Linked DNA regions of Homo sapiens: region 2 is linked to region 1. The links are chromatin contacts, found by Hi-C or POLR2A ChIA-PET in ENCODE. All regions are on one chromosome and are shown on one strand. The core of a region is the stretch at or near the end of the contact, and the rest is flanking DNA. Distances in the headings are between cores, read along the strand shown.

Region 1 (5,335 bases), core at 1,195-3,694:
TTAGTACAACCTCTGTGGAAAATTGGAGAGTTCTCAAAGAAGGAAAAATAGAACTACCCTTGGATCTGGCAATCCTACTACTGGTTGTTATATACCTGAAGGAAAATAAATCATTATATAAAAAAGACACCTGGACTGTCAGCTGTAGCAGTATTCACAATAGCGAAGTCCTGGAATCAACCCAAGTGCCCATCACCAGATGATTGGATTAAAAAGTGGTACATACATACATCATGGAATACAACTCAGCCATAAAAAAGAATGCAATATTGTCTTTTGCAGCAACATGGATAGAACTGGGGGCCATTATCCTTAGTGAAATGGCCCAGAAACAGAAAATCCAAAACTTCACTTTCTTACTTATATGTAGGTACCCCCAGACATACAGAGGGAAATAATAGACACTGGAGACTCCAAATGGTGGGCAGGTGGGAGGGGTGAGGGATCACCTCTTGGGTTCATTGTACACTATTTGGGTAATGAGCATACTGAAAGCCCCGATTTCACCACTGTGCAATATATTCATGTAAAACAACTGCATTTGTACCCCTAAATCCATAAAAATAAAACATTTAATAAAACTAAAAAAGACTTTGAAAAAAATAAGAGGCTCATGCCAAACCTGAGTGGCATTTCTATAGCTATGCTTTGAAGGCCCATCCTTAAACACGCCCGGCTCAGCCTCAGTTCCTTGCACGTGACCTACTTTTTCAAGAAAACATTTATGGAGCACTTCCTGTGCGTAAGACCTTGGTGTTAGGAGCTGCAGAGGCAAGACTGTTCCTTACAACCTGGTTTCCTTCTGGATGCTTCCTACCTAGTGAGCACCAGGCAGTAAATAAAATAAGGGTGGAGCCATGGCTCTGAGCAGGGGGTGGGCACTGTGGTGTGGGAGAAGGGGGTACTTCTCCCTCCTCAGGCTGGAAGAGAGGTAGAGCAGGCATGCACTCTGACCCGAGCAGGGCGGGCCAGCCGAGCACAAGCTTCTTTCACTTAAAGGAGCAGGAATGATAAAGAGTAACTTAGCTAGGCTGGGTGGGGTGGATCACACTTGTAATAGCAGCACTTTGGGAGTCTGAGGCCCAAGAGTTCTAGACCAGGCTGGGGAATACAGCCAGACCCTCATCTCTACAAAAAATGAAAATTAGCTGGTGTGGTGGTGCATGCTTGTAGTCCCAGCTACTTGGGGGACTGAGATGGGAGGATTGTTGAGCCAGGAGTTTGCGGCTTCAGTGAGCTATGATCGCACCACTGCACTCCAGCCTCGGTGACAGAGCAAGACCCTGTCTCAAAACAAACAAACAAACACCAAAAAAACCAAGGGACGAACGCTGGCTAGATGGATCAGGTGTCACAGCCATTGCTGTTTGGCCAGTAAAATGCAGCCCAGCAAGTGCGGAGATGACAGACGGGCATGGGATTGCTGAGCAGGGGTTCGCAAAGGACAGAGGTACTGGACACTGAATTTGCTTTGTGTTGATATTGTTTCCCCTTTTCCCAAAAAGAGGCATGGGAAGCATGGCATGAATCACTTATGGGCAACGTGAGACAAATTTCTAAAATGGTTTGCTGCACGCAACCAATTTCACATTGAAAGCCACTCCTGCTAAATGCTGAAAAGCCATAAATCATCCAGCCTAATGGATTTTGTCCCATCTATTCAGTATCTTCCAGGGCATTGAATTTAGAATGTAATGCACTAAGAAAAAAACAAAACAAAACACCTCCCTAGAAAACCATATAAGCTTGAACATTTTCAAAGTAAAATCGCTCATGCTAAAAGCATCCCTCCCTCCTTGTGAAAAGACCTTGACCACTTCTCTCTTGCTGGTCTCCCCGTAGCAGACAACGGCTCGCCTCCCAGTGCCACAGGAAGAACGTGGCTGCCTCAACATGAGCCCAGCCCTGCCACTCCAGGTGTGAGACCTGGGCAAGCAGCATCAGTCTTGCAGCCACAGCTTTCTTGTCCATCCAGTGGACCTAGGGCTATTGTGACTATAAATGAAAAAAGAACCTAAGACAGCCCTGGCCTTAAGTAGTTGCTTAAAACGTGATGGCCGGCATGATGGTTTTTTAAACATTTGGGTCCCCTGCTCTCTTCCCCCATGTTTCCTAGTGTCTGGGTTGGAGGCAGCCTTAGCCACCTTCTTCTTACCTTGCCTTCCCTCCTTCCTACCTGTGTCCAGGACAAAATGCCTGAGGAATGTCTCTGCTTCATTAAGCAGCAAAACACACAATGACCCTTGTCATTATAGCCGCTATTCCTGGTGGGCGAGGGTCCACCCAGCTCTGGCTTCAGTTAAGCTTCTGACTGGGGAGAGCCTGGGATCCTTTTTTGGGGAAATGGCTCACTAGTTCTTTGACTGGGTGGGGCTATTTTCCAGGCTGCAAGAAAAGAGCCTCGCCCCTGCTGCTCCGAGGCCAGGCTTCTCCCTGCAGAGCCTGGGTCAGATCAGCTGGGATTCCAGGGCTGACCAATTTCGTCATGAGGGTTGCTCTAATTCACTGTTTGGGAAACTCAGCCCTGGAAAACAAAACTGTGTTGCAAGATTTCTTCATTCCTTGGTTTGCACACCATCAAATTACGCATGAGTTTAATGTAATTTGAGCTTTTCTCTCAGATGAAACCCATGGCAAATACACAGAGGAGCCAAAATGCCTACTTTTTAGGCTTTATCTTGATTTTTTTTTCTTTTTATAGGCCACGTATCCCAAATCTTTATAAAAGAGAATAACAAAAACACACACAGATAAAACTGATATCCCTTTTCTTTTTTTTTTCTTTTCTTTACTCTTTTTTTTTTTTTTTTTGAGGCAGGGTCTCACTCTGTCACCCTGGCTAGAGTGCAATGGCGTGATCATTACAGCCTTGATTATAGCAGTGATACATCACTATAGCCTCAATCTCCCCAGCTCAAGCAATCCTCCCACCTCAGCCTCCCAAGGAGCTGGGACTATAGGTGTGTGCCACACCTGGCTAATTCTTTTGATTTTTGGTAGAGACAAGGTCTCACTATGTTTCCCAGGCTGGTCTTGAACTCCTGAGCTCATGTGATCCACCCACCTTGGCCTCCCAAAGTGCTGGGATTACAGGCATGCGTCACTGTGCCCAGCCCAAACTGACATTCTTTATGCCATCAGTATCCAATTAGAAAGAACGCTTAATTCAGAAAAATGTTCTTGATTGTGTCCCTGAGCGTGAGGAAGGCATAGGGAGGGGAAATGTTTATTCACGGCCGCAATTCTTTCAGCCTGGGTAAGGGCGTGGTTCTATGGGACTCTGTGTCCTTCTGGTAGATAGATACCTGCTTCTTCTTCTTCTTTTTTTTTTTTTTAAGAGACGGAGTCTCACTCTGTCGCCCAGGCTGGAGTGCAGTGGCACAATCTCGGCTCACTGCAACCTCTGCCTCCCGGGTTCTAGCAATTCTCCTGCCTCAGCCTCCTGAGTGGGTGGAACTACAGGTGCACACTGCCACTCCCAGCTAATTTTTTGTATTTTAGTAGAGATGGGGTTTCACCATGTTGCCCAGGCTGGTCTCGAACTTCTGAGCCCAGGAAATCCACCTGCCTCAGCCTCCCAAAGTGCTAGGATTACAGGCGTGAGCCACTGTGCCTGGCCAGTACCTGCTTCTTGACCTTGGAATATATATGGTATATATGGAAGGCCACTTCGCCTTGGGATATCCAGTGTGTGGCATCTGTGCCGTTTCTCTCCTCTGCACATGGCAGACATTGTGAATGACACACAGGGCTCTTTCTGGTGTGGCCTCAGAATGCCTCTCAGCCCAATATTCCAGAAAATTACCAACATCCATCAGTGTAGACACAAGGGATAAATTCCCGTGGTCATCCTAGGGCCCAGGCTATCATGTGAGCCTGGATTTACGAGATGTTGGCAGATACCTTAGGGCAGAGAATGAAGAGGACCTGTTCTCTCCTAAAACTCAAAGCATTAACTGCTTCTCACACACTAGTTGACCTGGAAAACAGTTTTAGAAAGAGCAGTTGGTGAAACTGTTTATTGAAGTCACGCATTCCCAATTAGTTAGGCCATTGTCATTCCAAAGATAATACAAGTCAATGAGGTATTGCATTTCTGAGAAAGGAAAATTCACTCAGGCAGGAAGCAGACATCTGTGGTCATTTGGGATGCTGGTTGCTTAGGGCTCCCTCTGGGGACACCTCTGTCTTCTGGCACCTTTGCCAGATTGTGCATGAGCTGGTGGAGCTCCTGGCAGATAGAACATCTCTTCCAGGGCTGAATTCCATAAGCAATAGGGGTAAATGGCTGGGCTAGAGAATGAGAGACAGGGAGAGGCCAGGACACAGCTGATTCCCTGCCCCTCCTGGCAGAGCAGATATCCTGTGTACCACCACAGCTATGGGTGATGACAATGGCCCTTGTCCATGAGCCGCTCCCCTCAGCCTGCCAGGCCACTCCCCAGCTCTGACATTGCATTCCCCGCTGTGGGTGCAAAGAACCTGGACTGACATCCTTTTTTGAGGCACAGGCCAGCTTCGTACAAGGGTCTTTTCTGGTCACACATGCTTCTGCTCAGCCATCAGGTGAAATCAATTCTCTTTAGATTTAAGATTTCCATGATGGTGTTGTGGACACCGTCAGCTGCCTGCCCACCTTCCATCTGCTTCCTCCTTCCTAACAGAACCCTGTCTCAGGGAAGACTCCGATAAGCCTCGCGATCCGTGGACCCAGGCTGCTGGCCAGAGTTCAGCTCGTCAATCCAGGCCAAGCCAGTCAGGGTGCCCCCATCCAGGCAGCTGCCCTCTAAGGGGAATATTCAGGGCGAGAGAGTTTTGACCAGGGTTTCCCCACCATGCCTCACCCTTGCTTCGCTTTTCCTCTCCATGGATGAGCAAGAAGCGGCCACCAGTTAGCCTGTTTCTGGCTTCCATGTTGTGGGTGGCTCCCTGTCCTAGGTGAGAACCTAGGCTCGAGGTCTCAGAGGTGCCATTAGAACCTTATCAACCTGGAGGAGTTAAAGGGACACTTGTGAAGTCCATCAGAGGTTAGGAAGGAAAGCATATGAGAAATGCTCTTTCTCCCAGTCCCTTCCTCCCCCAGTGACCTCAATCATACCTGCTTGCTCTCCAGTGAAGGGACAAACAGAGGGACATCAGGGTGCCGAAAAGTCCCCTCTTCCTGAGGCAAATATGCTGACTGCAAAAGGAAAAACATTGCCTGGCCACCATGCCTGCCTTGCTGGCCTGTTCTATGTCTGTGACCAGGAATTTCAAGGAGGGGATTCTGTGTGTGGGAGGACCCTGTCGTCGCGTACTGGGAGATGCCAGCTCACAGGAGTCATGTTCCCAGGTG
Region 2 (5,335 bases), core at 1,655-4,154, 46 kb after region 1:
AGAGCGGGAGGCGCCAGCAAAGAGAAGGTGGAGAGGAGGGGGCAGAGGTGGGGAGGGACAGGGATGGGGACAGGGCACGGGCGGGGAGGGTGGGGTGCGAGAAGAGAGAAACCGTTAGTGACACCTCAGTCAGCCAGGCAGGGAGCGCCTACAGTGGTCCAGGTGCATTGGGAGAGACACCCAGCGCCTGGTGCTGCAATTGCCTCTGCTCAAATGAAGTCACCACGGGTGCCCAGTCATAACATGCAGCCACTGGTTATGAAGCCAGTGGTCTTGGTTCCCAATTTAAAGGACATAATTAAAAAAATCTCTTGGACAGAGTCACAGGCCATCTACAGCAGTGGGTGGCTGTTTCTTGTATGCTGAAAACCATTTTTTAAACCACATTGTTTTAAAAATACAGGAGTTGTACACCCATGTTCATAGCAATGTTATTGATAGTAAGTCAAAAGTCAAAAGTGACTCAAGTGTCCACTGATGGATGACAGCAGGGACAAGGTGCGGTGTAGACACACAGTGTTACTGATTCAGCCTTAAAAAGGAAGTGCATTCGGACACATCCACGAGATGGGTGGACCTTGAGGAAAGCATGCTAAGTGAAACAAGCCAGTCACAAAAAGACGAATAACTGTGTGATTCCACTCAAACAAGGTCCCTGGAGGGTCATGTTCTTAGAGAGAAGGAAGAATGGTGGCTGCTGGGGCGGGAGGAAGAGGGAGCTGGTGTTTAAGGCATGCAGAGTTCCAGCCATGGAAGATGAAGAAGCCCTGGAGATGGGTGGTAGTGGTGGTTGCAGAACAACATCAACGGACTTAATACTACTGAACTTATACTTACAAATGGTTAAAGTGGCAAATATTATGCCATGTCTATTTTACCACCAAAAAAAGAAAAGACTGTTTGGTAAAAGCCTAGAATTCCCCACTGCTAAATTTCCAACAGCTTCAAGAGCCATTCCCGAAGCCTCTGTGGTCTGAGAATGCCCACGTTTGAGAAGACGTTTCCTATTCTTCCACGCGTTCTTAAGTCACATGATATCTGCCTCGTGTCCTCTGTTTCCCTTCGCTCACTGGGCAAAGAAGATAGTGTAAGCACATTTCCAGGCTATGCGACAGGCACCCCTGATAGCTCCGCAAACCCTCTCCTTGAACTATGGGCAAGTTTCAGAACAGCTAGAAGAGACTTAACAGGACTTATAAATCTTCAACTTGAGCCTGTGCGGTACCTTCTCAGTGAGATTCAGGAGCAGTGTTTTGATGGGAAGGAGGAACAGACATGGATATTAGGTGAGCAAATCGGGACTCTGTGCTCAAGCTATAAAGTGGCTGCTCCACTTCACTTCTGCAGGAGTTCTTAGAATGAGCCTGTTCCCCTCTTCACAAATGAAGACCCTGGGGCACAGATGGGTTGGACAGCTCGATCAAGACCTTACAGATGAAAGTAAGGGATGGATCTAGGATTTGGAGCTGGGGTAGACCTCTTTCCACTATTCCACATTGGACACAGCAGATGCTTAATAAATGTTATTTGGCTTATTATCTCCTCCTCTTTATCAGAAGGCTAGAGTTACTGAAGAACCACTCACCAATGGCTTTGTGATTTAGGTGCTCCGACCTCTTCCTGATAAGAGACTCGCACAGAGCTGCCATTGCTCATACCCCTGCAGCCACAGAGCGGTGCAGAGCCAACATGCACAACGCAGCCTTGAGGGGAGGGAGGAAGTTCACCCAAAGCTGCTGATCCTAAGGCACTTATTTCATGCAGTGCACACTTCCTTCCCAGCCTCATGGGTTTCTTTCTAAAATCACAAGTAGTAGGCCACCCTGAGCCACCCTCCAGCCTAGAAGAGAAGGTTGAGGGGCTGCAGTCTTCAAGAATCTGCAGGCTTTAGATGCTCAAAGATTAGGTCCTAGGCAAGAGTAAAGTTCATAGTGGAGCTATGAAGAGGGCAAGCAAGTCTCACGAAGATCCTTGCTTTTCTGTGGCTTTAGCCTGGACAGTGCAATTGCAAAACACTGAGAAGCTGGGGAAGGCTTGGGAAAGAAAGGTGCCAAAGTGCGGGGGAGGGGAGGGGAGTAGGGTTATTTGGAGGAAAGGAAAGGCCATTAGAAACTACTTGGAAGGCGGCCGGGCACAGTGGCTCATGCCTATAATCCCAGCACTTTGGGGGGCTAAGGCAGGCAGGATCACCTGAGCTCAGGAGTTCGAGACCAGCTTGGGCAACATGGCAAAACCTCATCTCTACAAAAAATACAAAAATTAGCTGGGCATGGTGGCACACAAATGTAATCCCAGCTTCTCAGGAGGCTGAGGTAGGAGAATCATTTGAGCCCAGAAGGCAGAGGTTCCAGTGAGCTGAGATCACGCCACTGTACTCCAGCCTGGGCGACAGAGCAAGACCTTGTCTCTAAATAAATAAATAAATAAAAAGTACTTGGAAGGGGCTGACTGTGAAGCGTTAACAATCCTTTCCACTCATCACCACAATCATTTGTGCCACGGCGGTGCTTCTCCAAGCTGTCAGGTGGGCAACAGAGTAGCTTTCTCTGCTCTTGCAGGGAATTTCAGCTCAGGGTGCAGGTCCCTTCCGGTGGGGGCTACTGAGCAGGCTGCAGACAGCTGTGGCCTGTGTAGGCTGCGGGCGCTCTCCCATGCTGTCAGCTCTGCTCAGGACATGGGCTCAGTCTTGACAGGGCAGAGGCAGAGGCAGAGCAGCCTCATTGATTAAACATTCGTCTTCTGGAAACTATACCAGGGTTTGGACGGACTGTGCTTTGCAAAGAATGTTTTATGAACATCACCGTTTCGTATTCTTACTGACAGAGGCAGCTGAGCCGCAGCGGCACTCCCATTTCCTGTAACTCCGCACAGCCTCCAGCAGGCCGGGCCTGGGAATGAGCCCAGGGCGGAGCTGCCGCTTCAGAGAGCTCAGCTGGCAAGCCAGCGCCCTTGCTGGACCAAGGCATCTTGTTTTCAAGCTTCCCCTCTGGAGCCCTCACTCATCCTAATGCTTTCTGTCCACACAATACCCCCTGGCTCTAAGGAACAAGGAAATGGCAAATTAGATTTGCTTGTCTCTGTTGACCTGAAGAAAGCCTTCTCTACTGAAGACTAATTGGCAAATTCTGTTTTAGGGTTCAGCCCAAGTACTTCTGACTGACTCTCACAGACTCACAGAAAAATATGTTCGAGGGTGGAGCTGGAGGAGACAGTCAAGGTCACACAGTAGGAGCCTGAGGGCAGAGGCGGGCTCCTCTCCTTCCAACCCTCTCTGTCTCTTTCACCTTCCCTGTGGGAAGAGGTGGGCTCGCCTCAACCCTCTGTTTCTTTCAACTTTCCTCTCTGGGGAGAGGTGGGCTCTCCTCCACTCTCTGTCTTCCCCCCCCACCACCCCTCTCTTGTGCATTCTTCTACTTTGCACTACTCCATCAGCTGCTGGCCCTTTTCCTCTCCCCTGATCACCTCTCTGCCACCTAAGCCTGCAAAGAGCTCCTGCACACCCACGAGAACCTTCTCGGATAAGGTGGCTGTCGGCAGTGGTCGGTTAAGCTCCTGAGAGACTGTGTTCCCTGTTGGGGTTGATGCAGAGTTGGGTGCACCTTCGGAGACTTCCATTTGCAAACATCCCTTTGCTAACTTAAAGATAACAGCCCTAGAGGTGGCTTTACTGGGAAGCTAATGATGCTTCAGGCTCCTTTACTTACACAGCCTCTTTCCAAGGCCTCGTTCTCTGCATATTGTTTGTTTTTTCTTAAAGGAGGTCTCCCATGGCATGGTTCAGACCACTCCAAACCTGGCCCACTCCAGCACATACCTACTGGTGCTTTGCCATGCTGTACCTACGACTTGTTAAGAACTGTAGCAAACACTGTGTGGGCCTCACTGGCCAGGACCTTGTTGGAAATGCTCTTGAGTTTGTCAAGGGTGAAGCTTAAGGACTTGAAGAAGGTGTGAAATAATATTTGTGAAAGAAGAAGTTTAGCCTAAGCCATTTAATTTTTGTTTTGTTTTGTTTTTTTTGAGATGGAGTCTCACTCTGTCACCCAGGCTGGAGTGCAGTGGCACGATCTTGGCTCACTGCAGCCTCTGCCTCCTGGGTTCAAACAATTCTCCTACCTCAGCCTCCTGAGTAGCTGGGACTACAGGCACGCACCACCATGCCTGGCTAATTTTTGTATTTTTTTTTTTTTTTTTTTTAGTGGAGATGGGGGTTTTACTGTGTTGGCCAGGCTGGTCTCAAACTCCTGACCTCAAGTGATCTGCCTTCCTCGGCCTCCCAAAGTGCTGGGATTACAGGTCTGAGCCACCGTGCCTAGCCCGTAAGCCATTTAATTTAAAAAATCTATATAGAAGTCACTCAGAAATGTTTTCCAAATGACTCTTTGGAACCCTGACTTATCTGATGATAAGCACCTCTTCTACACAGATTTGTTTAAACATCTTAAAAGATGACTGTCTATCTAAGTCTAGCTATGGGTGTTTCCCCTGATAGAGGGACTGCTTTTGTAGTAATAATGAACCTACTCTCTGTGCCCTCCCCAGCTTTCCTGCTGGGATGACAGCAGGGGGCAGGGGCACTGGCATCAGGCACCTAAGTATCTAAGTCCTGCGTGTAGTTCACAGCTTTGAAAACACTTTGCCACATTCAAACTGATTTCCATTTAGAAGGCAAATCTCAGTTGGGGCACACGGGGACCAGGCTCTGTTCTGCAGGGTGTCACCCATCTAAATCTCCTGTTGGCTCAGAAGAGAGCACTGGCGTGGACAGAGCAGAGTTTTGTCAGATTCCAACCAAGGGTAGTGCAATGACTCTACTGACTGGAATTTACAATTCTCATTAAACGCTCTCAAAACGTCGCCTGTTTTGAACATATGCTTCTTAGAAAAAACTTAGATATCAAATGACTCAGGGATACCTGATTTTTTTAAAAGAGCTTTTCCTAATTTTCCACTCTGCCAGAATTCCAAGGGCGATGGGTTCATAAACCTTCATGGCTGTGATTCTCATTTGAGAAAGTCATGGGGGAAAATGGCCAGTATTTTCAGGGTTACTGTGGAGATGGCCATGACAAATATTCTTACACTTCCCTTTTTTTTTTTTTAAACCTTTGCTTCTAATTCTTATTTGCCCATTTCTTGTTGACTTTTCTACTTAACTTTCTTGCTCTCTGGACTCACCAACTCTCTTCCCCTCTATCCTTCTTCCCCATTGATTTCTCTCCCACTTCTCCTTTTTCCGTCTTCTCTTTTTCTTCTTTGTTTCTTCCTTTCTACCTCTCTCTTTTTTACTTTGAACCCTTTTCCCTCCGCTACCCAGCCTTCCTGGCTTTTCATT

The links. Hi-C counts contacts between places; a loop is a spot of excess contacts on that map. ChIA-PET counts read pairs that join two places held with the same protein, here RNA polymerase II (POLR2A). Pooled maps may share reads with other maps.
Region 2: a loop to region 1 is called in a map of posterior vena cava, with 21 times the contacts of the local background. The contact joins two enhancer-like sites. A Hi-C loop is called at or near these places in 3 of 168 maps with a recorded cell type or tissue (HCT116, heart right ventricle and posterior vena cava) and 5 of 50 pooled maps. POLR2A ChIA-PET finds 5 or more read pairs at or near these places in 8 of 52 experiments (A673, AG04450, BJ and 5 more).

What each region holds. Positions count from the first base shown.
Region 1 is chr6:157,713,045-157,718,379 of GRCh38, reverse strand. It overlaps LOC107986663 (a long non-coding RNA gene), which reads right to left. Exons shown (of 3, transcript XR_001744427.2): 2 at 5,099-5,335; 3 at 3,991-4,988. Among named protein-coding and RNA genes, the nearest start is that of SNX9, 110 kb to the left of the region's middle. RefSeq lists enhancers at 4,214-4,713, 4,714-5,215. Within about 2 kb of position 2,444, at least 3 of the 41 ENCODE cell types and tissues checked have a DNase peak (open chromatin) inside an H3K27ac peak, as active enhancers do.
Region 2 is chr6:157,667,385-157,672,719 of GRCh38, reverse strand. The region is part of intron 8 of ZDHHC14 (zDHHC palmitoyltransferase 14); the gene reads right to left. Among named protein-coding and RNA genes, the nearest start is that of MIR3692, 140 kb to the right of the region's middle. RefSeq lists enhancers at 2,140-2,745, 2,746-3,353. Within about 2 kb of position 2,904, at least 22 of the 41 ENCODE cell types and tissues checked have a DNase peak (open chromatin) inside an H3K27ac peak, as active enhancers do.